2 separate regions of the Mus musculus genome follow, and region 1 is linked to region 2. A link is a loop called in an ENCODE intact Hi-C map of the cell type or tissue named here. Cell type or tissue: left cerebral cortex. All regions are shown on one strand. Each heading gives the region's core, and the rest is flanking DNA. Links, peaks and the distances in the headings are about the cores only.

Region 1 (5,791 bases), core at 425-5,424, 1.1 Mb after region 2:
AGCATCTTTGTCTCTGCCACCCTCTTGTATGGCCACTTCTCTGTAGGACACAGCTGTGTTCCTTCATGGCTTATGGGAGGGAAGACATTCAGCTGTCTTAGCTTCATATTCTCAATACCTAGTTTATATGCAGTAGATTTTCAGTATTTCCAAAATAAATGCTGAATGAACTTTAGAACTAAAGCCACGAGACCAACATGACTTCAGTGAGAAGGGACACTGGACTGGGCTGAAGGGGCTGAGGAGGTCTCTTGGCTGAGCCAGAAACTATGCAAAATGAGAAAGTGATGTGTTTATAGGAAGTACAAGCTTGAGTGAAAGGCACAGATGCACTGCTGTGGGATTTTTTAATCTTTGTTTCTATGAGATGTTTCTAAGGACTCATTAGGAAGAATTCAAACAACTGACTTATTCACGCATGATTTTTTTTCCCAAACAGCCCCCCAAAATTTGTCAATTAGGAGGGCAAGGCCCTATGAATAAATAAGGCCAAACCAGAAGAGTGAAGCTCACAGAGAATCCCATGACCTCTGTTCTGTGCAGGTGGAACTTACTTGTCATTCCCAAGATTCTGGGATGAGCTAGGTCTGTACATCCAAGAGGTTGGTCTCACACAAGGCTACTGTAGTGATCTTGGCAGGAAAGTCCTCCTGCCATTCTCATGCATCCAGCCTGAGATGCAGGCCTTCTTAAATTGAGCCTTAAGGACTCTCTGATGTCCCAACCAAACTCTAAGGGTCTGATGGAGAGTCTCAGTCAGGCCCTCTGATGAAGTCAAGATGGCTGGGTCCAGGCAGAAAGGCTGGATTCTCTGAATGTGCTCATCCCCCATTAGAAACAATAAGTAAGCAGGTTTCACCCAGGGAATCTGCCAGATGACAGAAGGGCCCTGGCAAGGGTGACTACCCACCCCTGCCCAGCTTTTTGTTTCATTCAATGGGTTATCTAAACAAGACTTGAATCCTCTGAAATAAGATTCTTTCTCATTTGGTAGCAGCTCCAGTGACTTCTCAAGGAGCAAAAGGGAGCTCCCAGGAGTACTCACTTACCTGTTGCAAGTCCTGAGCTAGGTAAGGCTTCTCTGGAAGAGAAAGGAGAGAGGGAGGCACTGTACAGGCCCTAGTCCCAGGGAGCAAGGCGGGGTCATACATGAGGAAAGAAGTAAAATGGAGATGAGATCATCCCACTGTGGGGCTCCATCCACCATAGCATCACTCTCTAGGGACCTCAGAAATTAGCCCTCCCAGGAAGGAAGAGTTTAGGGAGCTGCAATCCAAAAAGTAACCCATGTTTTTAATGAACCAAATAATAATGCTTTGTGACATTTAACTATTGAAGAAAAAAAAAAGTCCTCACACCCCATCCCCTGTTCTACCTCTCATTAATTCCATGAGAGTAACGAGGGAGTTTAGCAACCCCGTTTTTCTTTATTTTTAAAGATTTATTTATTTATTTTATGTATATGAGTACACCATTGCTCTCTTAAGACACACCAGAAGAGGGCATCAGATTCTATTACAGATGGTTGTGAGCCACCATGTGGTCACTGGGAATTGAACTCAGGACCTCTGGAAGAACAGTTGGTGCTCTTAACTGTTGAGCCATCTCTCCAGCCCAGCAATCCCGTTTTTCACATGAGGATTATGAAGTCTAGTGTATTCATTCTCTCCAGTCACTGTGGAACTAAGGACGATGCCTAAGTGAGTTGTTCTATGCTGTCTCTGAGAATCCTAAGCAGAGAAAACCAGGTCCCAGGTGGAATGACCTAGCAATGGGAAGGGGGCACAAGAAAAAGAGACAAAAGGAAGATGCTTTCTCGAGACTCACATGCCTAATGAGTGCCACATGAAGGTAGCATCTTTCCCCCTCAGGATGCTGTTAGCAGGGTCCTAGGGTGCATGGAAGGGTCTCATGAGGGGAAGGCAGTAGAAGACCTGAGCTGTTAGGATGGTCCAACCCAGAAATGCCACTGCACACTGATTTTCCAGGGCCTTATAAGCTGAAGGTCCCAATGATGAGATTAATACAGATGGGATGGGATCTTAGTCCAGCCCCCCCCCCCACCTAAGTGCACCTCGGCTAAACAGGACTTTCCTATCATGGTAGAGGATGTGCCTTCCTTGGGCACAGGACCTTTCTTCCCTTTTCATGATTTCTAGGGCAGCCTGGTATGGGATGAAAAGCAGCCAGACCCGCTGATCTTCTCAATGAAAATAGAGTACCATTTCATCTACCCAGGGTTGACCTGAAAATCAAATTAAACATACACAAAGTGCATACTAAGGAATCAACAAATACTATGAATGATAAAATAACAAAAACCGATTGTTATTTTGCTGATGTATCTTAATCTTCATAAAAGCTCCTTTTTAAATCTTGTTTATTAGATATTTTCTTTATTTATATTTCAAATGCATAAAAGCTCTTTCATGTAGCCTCAGTATTTGCCCAACTACAGGGAAGGAAACAGGCTCAGAGGAGCTTTACTGGTTTGCCCAGTGTTGATGCAGCAGAGCAGGGACTCAAATTTCCAAATCAAGTTTTGACAGTTTTTCTTCTCTTCTTCCAACTGCTGAGAAACACAATTTTGTCCATTTTACCTACCCTCCGTGATTCTGTTTCTACCTTCAAGACTGAGGTTTGTGTCGGCTCTATCACATGCAGTCCTGGATCTCTCCATCTGTATGATGTTAGCCAGTGGGAAGGGGTGAGAGGCCACATACTCACCGTCAGATATTTGTAGTTCATCTTGTGCAAGTGTTCAGTGTCTGCCTCATTAGGGATAGGGTGCATGGAGCCTGGCACCCACAAGCAAGGCATGCTAATTCCAGTGTCAGGAATTCTATCTAAAAGCTACCATCACCTACACAGTAGCATTCTTAGTACTTGACTGTTCTGCCCATCACAACATATCTTAGAAGAAAACATGTCATATTTGATTAAAATTAGAGAAACGAATCCAAACATCAAATCAGAAGGCCTAGAAATACTCTGTGTAAACTTGATATATACCATGCATCCATCTAGAGAATGATGTATTCAGGGGTAGGAAAATGGGCAGGCCTTTCAGTAAACAGTGCTGTAAGAATCCAAGATCTATAGAGGAAAAACAAACAAACAAAAACAATGACTTCCTTGTCATATACTCAAAAATGGAAAAATGTTTTCAGTTTCAGGTACTGAGATACTTATATTAAAAAATGAAAGTGCAAAAATATTAAGACAGGTGTGGCAGTGCCTATAGGTCCAGCACTCGGAGGTGGAAGTAGGATGATCAGGAATTTAAGGTCATCCTCAGCTATATACTGAGTCTAAGGCCAACCTATGCTACATAGACCTTTTCTAAAACAAAACATGCCTAGCAAAAATTTAAATATATTCTGTAAAATAAAGTTATGATCTTTTGCAAGGTTACTATTTAAACTTACTTTATCAGCATACGCTTTGTGACTCTCTCTTTGCACAATTTTTGTCCCTGTTTCTGTTCCTATTGTCCCTGTTTTTCTTCTCTCCTTGATCTCCCTAATACTAAAGACTTTTTGCACTACGTTCATGACTTCAGACCTGACTTCCTCCAACTTTTGTAACATCTTTTGAGTATCAGAGGCTGACTGCATCACAAAGGCTATGTTCATAGATTGCTAGTTTTCTAGGGCCCCCAGATTAATCATGATATATTCTTACTCAGCATTGAGGGGTCACTCCAAGAAACCAGCACAGGATTCCTCACTTCCTTGGAGAACTTCAGAGACCTTAGAGAGATTAATTGGCTTTCCAGTGGTTCTCATTCTAGTCAGGAAGGCATGACAGTGGGCATCTAGAGGTTCATTAGTGTTGGGATCCCAATTAGGTTGAGTAGAAGGAAGGGTTTGCTTATCTGTCTCCTCCATGGTTGCCGGAAGAACAGATAGGCAAACTCAGACAGAGAGACTCACTGCTGGACCAGAGTCTACACCAGCTGCCAGAACTCCAGTCCCCAACTCAGGCAGAAACTACTTGCTGGACTAGAGACCACATTGGCTGCCAGAACCCCAATAGAAGACCCACACACAGACCTCTTCCACTGTCTTCATGACCCCCACTATCTACAATCACCACTCCCCTCTTAATCACTGTGCCCCACCACAAACTCGGTTAGAGCCCCACTGTTGGGCCAAGGTCACACTAGCTGCCAGAGGTCTAGCACTCAACTCAGACAGAGACTCCTTGCTGGACCAGAGGTTATGCTGTCTGACAGAAATCCAAGCCACAAAGACCAAACTGGAAACAAGAACCAAGGAACAAAACATATATAACAAATATAAACTCAGAAATCAGGACCTAGACATATGATAACCACAAACACAGATGGCTAGATGCCAGTGTAAGAACAAAATCAACAACAGCCAGAGCAAAATGTCACCACCAGAGCCCAGCTATCCTATCACAGCAAGCCCTCAATATTCTAACACCACTGAATGCAAGAAAATGAACTTAAAACTAACTTTATGGAGATGATAGTGGTCCTAAAAGATTAAATAAAGAAATCCTTTAAATAAATACAGGAAAACACAAACAAACTATTGAAGTAAATGTATTTAAGAAATAAATCCTTTAAAGAAAGCCAAAAAAAAAGTTGAAGGAAAGAAATAAAATTGTTCAAGACCTTAAAAATGAAAATAGAAGTAATAAAGAAAACACAAACTGAGGAATTCTGGAAATGGAAAATCCAGATACGTGAACAGGACCTACTAACACAAGCATCACCAACAGCATATAAGAAATGGAAGAAAAATCTCAGGCATTGAAGGTATGATAGAAGAAATAGAAACACTGGTCAAAGAAAATGTTAAATCTAACTTCAGGAAATCTAGGACACTATGAAAAGATAAATCCTGAGAATAATAGGAATAGGAGGAGAAGGCCCAGAAAATATTTTCAACAAAATCATAGAAGAAAATTTTCCTAACCTAAAGAAGGACAAGACTATGAATGTATAAAGCACTTATACATTTATAGAACACTAAATAGATTGTACCAGAAAAGAAAGTCCTGTCCCATCCCATTTGATTACTGCCACATAGTAATCAAAACACTTAACTACAGAACAAAGAAGGAATACTGAAAACTAGAAGGGAAAAGAGCAACAGATAAAGGCAGACCTATTAGAATTATACCCGACTTTTCAACAGAGACTCTAAAAGCCAGAAGGGCCTGGGCAGATGTCCTGCAGACTCAAAGAGATTCAGACTACTTGCTAGCCCAGCAAAATTTTCAATCACCATACACGGAAAAACAAGATATTCCATAACAAAGCCAAATTTAAACAGTATCTATCTACCAATGAAGCCCTATAGAAAATACTAGAAAAAATAAATTCAAACAATATCTATCCACAAATCCAGCTCTACAGAAGATACTAGGAAAAAAAAACTCCAAATCAAGGAGGTTAACTACATCCTCAAAAACACAGGAAATAAATAATCTCACACCAGCAAAACCAAAAGAAGGGAAGTGTACACACACACACAAACCAACAACAAAAACAAAATAACAGTAATTAGCAGTCACTGGTCATTAATGTCTCTCAATATAAATGGACTCAATTCCCCAATAAAAGACACAAGCTAACAGAATGGATTAAAAACAGGATCCATCATTCTTCTGCATACAAAAAACACACCTCAACATCAAAGATAGACTTTACCTCATAGTACTAAGGGCTGGAAAAGGTTTTCCAAGCAAATGGACCTAAGATGCACACTGGAGTGCCATTCTAATATCTAATAAAATAGACTTCCAGCCCAAATTA
Region 2 (5,791 bases), core at 280-5,279:
GATTGGAAGAGGAGCTTGACCAAACACAGAACACAAACATGGGCATCGGCAAAGATGTAGGAGGCATAGGAGTTGGAGCAGTGGCCCGGAAACTAGTAGCTCTGGTGGTGGAGAGGAAGAGAGTAGGAGTGGGAGGCGAATGCAGGATGAATTCACAATGCCTTCTGGTCTTAGCGCAAACCTGGCCAAGGAAGAACAGAGGCAGAAGAAGAAGCGACTGAAGAAGCGCATCTTCGCGGCTGTGTCCGAGGGCTGCGTGGAGGAGCTGCGGGAACTCCTACAGGATCTGCAGGACCTCTGCAGGAGGCGCCGCGGCCTGGATGTGCCTGGTCAGTGCCCGACCCTGGCATAAAGTGCAGGCCCCAGGGACCATGGTTGGGTTGGCTTGAACCCTGCTCCATCTCTTGTGGGGCTGGAGCATGAGGCACCTTGGATATTGGGATAGCAATCTTGTGCTTGACTTAGAGGACCACGGGGAGTCATGGATGGGTTTAGGCAGTAAGAGGGCGTGGTCTGGCTACTGTGTGGAGTAAATCTGGAGAGGGTTGTTGTTCTAAAGTGTTGGGACTCTGAAGCAGGCCTGGGGACTGGGGGAGGGGGGTGTTCCTCGGGCATTGACGGGAATTAAAGGCTTTGGGAGTCCATAGCTGTTGGGGGATCAAGGGGAGAAGAAGGTTGACGGGGAGGTGCCGAGATGCACTTTTAGACCACGAGGAGGGATATGATGGGGCACCAACATGGGCAGCTCGGCTTCAGGTGACATTGTCTTTCTGCCAGATGGTAGCGAGCCTTGAATAGCAAGCCAGGAAGGGAGCTGGAGGAGGACTGGGGAGAGGAAAAAAAGAGGATCTGGTAGCACAGGGTTGGGAGCCCCCAGTGCAGGGTAGCGGGCATGCTTCCAAGGTGTGAGGCTGCAGCTTCCACTGTTCCGTCCGTCCTTCCTGCCCCGCCTTTATCCTTGACTGTCTGCAGACTTCCGTCTGTCCTTCCTCCCCCGCCTTTATCCTTGACTGTCTGTAGACTTCCTCATGCACAAGCTGACAGCCTCAGACACCGGGAAGACCTGCCTGATGAAGGCTTTGCTCAACATCAATCCCAACACCAAAGAGATCGTGCGGATTCTGCTTGCCTTCGCTGAGGAGAACGACATCCTGGACAGGTTCATCAACGCTGAGTACACGGAAGAGGCCTATGAAGGTACCTGAAGGCAGAGGCAACCTAAGGGCAAGGGGAAGAGGTTGGGATTTCCCAAGGTGGGTGTGGCTACAGATACAGCCCATCTTGCCTCACAGAGGCACTTTGGCTATGGAGAAGTCAAATATGTAGCAGGCACCCATCTTAGCCTTTCTTTTCCCTGTAAATAATGCTGAGCGTGGGTGAACAAGTCAGGAAACCTTGATGCTTGTAAAAAGACGACTTTATATGGAATGTGCCAGGAACAGAAGTAAAGATGATGTAATGTGACAGAAAGTGACTGGGGTGAGCAACTGTACAGTGGTGGGCTTGACCAAAGCTTACCTGATGGGAAGGATTCAGAGCAGGGTCAGGGTCAGAGCCCCAAGATGGGCCAGGGCTTGTTGGATTTGACACTAGGAAGATGGCACGGCCTGGGGGTGTTATTCAATTGAGGAGAGCTTCCCTAGCATGTGCAAGACACTGTTAGATTCTCAAGAACCACAAAGCAAAGAAGCGAACAAAGAAGGAAGCAGAAGCCTGGAGATGAGGCTGGAGAGCTGGGTAGGGGGCCAGCAAAGCCAGCAGTCAGCCCTGCAGTCATGAATGATAGAAGCGGTCCCATTTCAGTCTGGTTTTGTGGAGCCAGGGAATATAATTTAATACCTTGTTTCCCTGACCAGGAAACACACTATGAACTGTTAACGGGCTATGCCCTGAGTCTCTGGAGTCAGTACACAGCTTGTCACAGTTACTAGGAGTGATTAGCTCATGATCAGCTGTCTTGCTGACATGCCAGGAGGTGTAAACACCTCAACTTTTCTGGGTGGGGGAGGGGCTCAGATAGGGGTCTTTAACCCTCCTCATGGGTAAAGCAATCTTGATTTATTATTTGAACTCTACATACTTTCACAAGGGAAAGTCATGGCACTATGGAGGAGGGGCGGGAACCCCGGGGAGGAATTGCTGTGATTGATGGCTGAACGAAAAGAGTGAAAGTGAGCCACATCCTGTTCTCAGTCTGTCACTTGAGAGCAGACACCAGTCCTGCGGAGGTTCAGACAAGTGTCTGAGGCTTACTTGTCCTGCCTCCCCCCACCCCTTCTGTGCTTTTCTTTCTTTTTGTTTATAGTTCAGGATCCTATGGCACAAGATCCCTTCAATTTTGGGGTGGCGGTCCTGGGAAGTGCTTGGACCATGGAGCTATATCCCCACCTCTTCTTAAAAACATTTGAGCTACAGTCTCACTAAGTTATTCAGGTTGGCCTTGAACTCACTTCACAGCCCAGATAGTCTTGATCTTCCTGCCCCTGTCTGCTGAATAACTGGGCCAATAGACCTGCCTAGTGAAATCCTTTTGAGGGCAAGTTTGGAGTTTGTTGCTCATGGTCGATTTCCCCCATGGAGAGGTTGAACACATTTTTGATAGAGTTAATGTACTAACCTTATTTGTCCCTGTAGTAAGGCTTTTCTGTCCTGGCCACACATCCTCCTTTTCAGCCTTCCCTAGCCTCTTTACCAAGCCCTTGCTGTTGCTTTTGCAGCAGGTCATGGGTACCCCTGCTCTGGTTTTCTCTGTTGCGGGGTGCAGCTCATTCCTGCTTTCCCAGAATTCAACTGGTATCAACAGGGTATCCCCATACATGGTATCTACACCCTTAGTATTTTCAGTCAGCTACTGCCACCTGGAGTCAAGGGGACTCCAAGATCAGCTTTAGGTTGTCCTAGGTCCTTGAGCACCCATGCCGGCTATTTACAGGGCAGACAGCGCTGAACATCGCCATCGAGCGGCGCCAGGGAGACATCACAGCAGTGCTTATAGCAGCGGGTGCTGACGTCAATGCTCACGCCAAGGGGGTCTTCTTCAACCCCAAATACCAGCATGAAGGCTTCTATTTTGGTAGGTGATGCCGCAGGAGCGGAAGATGGGGGAGAGAGGAGGAGGAGGGGCTTTCTGTCCTGTGCTCTGCTGCGACCAGCCCTACCACACAGGGGTGCTACAACACAGAGTCTCCTCCGTGCGCGCATGTGCATTACGACTGGGTTGGTGCTGAGTCAGGTGGAGGAGCCTGCCTGACAGTACTACCTGGTAGCAGTAGGGCTCACACCTGCAGAGAGAATAAAGACGTGTGTGTGTGTGTGTGTGTGTGTGTGTGTGTGTGTGTGTGTGTGTGACATCTGGACAGACTGGCAGAGTGAAGGGGGAGAATCCCTGACAGCGCAGCAATCCAAACCCAGTTTTGTTGTGTGTGTTAGAAAGATGTCCTTACAGGGGGAGCTTCTGTGTAAGCCTGAGGTTCCAGAACCTCCAGAACTTTGTGGTCAAACAAAAGGACAGACTCTGTAATGTCCTTCCTTCAAACCTGGTTTATTTACTGTTTCATTTCTCTCTCTCTCTCTCTCTCTCTCTCTCTCTCTCTCTGTGTGTGTGTGTGTGTGTGTGCGCGTGTGCATGTATGTGTGTATGTGTTCATGTACATGTATGTGTGTATGTTTTGGTGGGAGGTTAGAATTGGCACAAACATCTTTCCCCCTCTTCTGACAATGTTTACATTGCCTTTACAAATTCTTTGGGTTAAAAAAAAATGTGTACTTTAGGTATAGTGAAATCCACCCATTTTAGTGTACAGTTTTGTTACTTTTATGCCACCACCATCCCAGTCAGGATGGGTGGTTGGAAGCCCCACTGGGCCTGACTGTCACTGCTCTGTGTCTCTCTGTCTCTCTTGTGTATGTACGGTTTATACGTGAGGTGTATGTGAATGTGGGCACAGAGGACAGAGGGGACACTGGTGTTCCCTGCATTACTTTTCATCCTTTTCCCTTGAGTCAAAATGTGGTGGAACTAGGTGGGTGGCCAGTAAGCCCCAGAGACTTTGTCTCTGCACCTGTGCCAACCATGCCCAGCTCTCTACATGGGTGCTGGGGATTTGAACCCAGCTCCTCATGCTTGCACAGCAAGCAGTCTTACCCACTGAGCCATCTTCCCCACCTTTGGGTTTTTAGTCAGCAGGACCAGATGAGTCTGGGAATCTTTGAGGACAGCTTCTTGCTCGGTCAGTCATGTGTCCTCATTGCCCAGCCTAGGACCTAATTAAAGCCAGAGTTGGGAAACATTTGCTGGGTGGAATAAAGAGAGGGCACAGGTGGGAGTAAAAAGAGGGAGAAGAACCCAGAGTTTTGTCTGGGTGGGTGGAAGGGTTTATAAATCTAAATAGGGCATTGAGAGTGAGTCACCAAGAAGGTGGGATCTGAGCGAAGACTGGGAATGGTCAGCGCGGAGCAGCTGCAGGAAGCATAGCAGTGTATGCAAAGGCCCAGAGCTTAGAGAATGTCTCTTGTTGGAGTAAGGAGGCCATTGTGACAGGAGAGGTGTGAGCATGGGTGAGAGGATGAGAGAGAGGGCTTTGTGCAGGGTGCTGGGTAAGTGGGGGACCTAGAGGAGATGTTCTGCTCCTCTGCTGAGCAGAGTGTTGGAAAGTCAGTGGGGAGCAGGGAGCACAGGTGGCTATGGTGTAAACCCACTTCAGTCTTCACTGAGCAAAGGGGAGGTGGTCAGGGAGCCTCAGGGGTCAGTGCCGCTGTGATGGCCAGCATCTGGGCCTCTGGGACTGCGGCCTGGAGGATATTGCTTTTGGCCTATGAGAGGACTGAGCTCAGTCACTCCCCTCCCCCCAGGCGAGACACCCCTGGCTTTGGCAGCGTGTACTAACCAGCCTGAGATTGTGCAGCTGCTGATGGAGAATGAGCAGACAGACATCACTTCCCAGGATTCCCGGGGAAACAACATCCTGCACGCGCTGGTGACAGTGGCTGAGGACTTCAAGACTCAGAATGACTTCGTTAAGCGCATGTATGACATGATCCTGCTGAGGAGTGGCAACTGGGAGCTGGAGACCATGCGCAACAACGATGGGCTCACACCACTGCAGCTGGCTGCCAAGATGGGCAAGGCTGAGGTGGGGCCCCGCAGCAGATGTGGGGGCTGGGGAAACGTGGTGCACTTCTGAGGAGCCCACAGGGCTCCAGCCTCAACTCTGGGAAGGCTGCAGCTTAGGTCTGGAAGTGCAGTGGTGGCTCAGTGAAATCCAGCACGTGGGCCACCCCAAGACATCAATCCTGCACCCCTGAGTTCATGCTCTCTTCCTGGGACTTCCTAGGTGGGGCCAGACTGGGAAATCCCTGAGGCCAAGGTGATGCAATATCTCAGGTGCTTTGTGGTTGAGCATTCCTGAGTGGTGACACTCAACCACAGGCTGTGTGTTTGTCCTTCAGGCTTGCTTCTTGGGGGGAGGGCTGGGGAGGGGGCAGTGGTTCCAGAATGGCTACTCTGGGTCCACAGCCAATGGGCTTCTCCCTGGCAAATAGGAGGATCTTAGTCTGTTGGTCAGGCTTCTTCTCCAGCACAGTGTGGCTATATGGGCCCCTTTGCCTGTGTGATGTGGTCAAAGAACTCCAGGCTGATCTGAGCACCTTGGGAAGACCTAGGCTGGGACAGGCTGATGTGTTTCTCTGTGGCTGGAGCTGTGGTCTGGCTGATATAAGATTTCTTCTCAGGAAATGGATCTTGGGAGGGGAGTGTGGCTTCTGGGAGACTGTGGAAGAACACTGGATAGTT

What was found. Hi-C counts contacts between places; a loop is a spot of excess contacts. Peaks named below come from ENCODE experiments on the same cell type or tissue, not always from the same donor. Only the 100,000 strongest peaks of a DNase experiment are listed, where the experiment ranks them.
Region 1: it touches region 2 in a loop (3-fold over the local background); 5 of 42 quality-filtered maps call a loop at or near these places.

What each region holds. Positions count from the first base shown.
Region 1 is chr11:74,351,517-74,357,307 of GRCm38, forward strand. No RefSeq gene overlaps it. Among named protein-coding and RNA genes, the nearest start is that of Olfr411, 6.7 kb to the left of the region's middle. In left cerebral cortex, for the core only: no CTCF peak of the experiment used is centred there; no DNase peak of the experiment used is centred there.
Region 2 is chr11:73,278,742-73,284,532 of GRCm38, forward strand. It overlaps Trpv3 (transient receptor potential cation channel, subfamily V, member 3), which reads left to right. Exons shown (of 18, transcript NM_145099.3): 5 at 175-329; 6 at 1,021-1,197; 7 at 2,933-3,073; 8 at 4,852-5,132. Among named protein-coding and RNA genes, the nearest start is that of Trpv3, 14 kb to the left of the region's middle. In left cerebral cortex, for the core only: a CTCF peak has its summit at 3,095; DNase peaks (open chromatin) are centred at 3,038, 4,408 and 4,810; H3K4me3 peaks cover 382 bases; H3K27ac peaks cover 887 bases.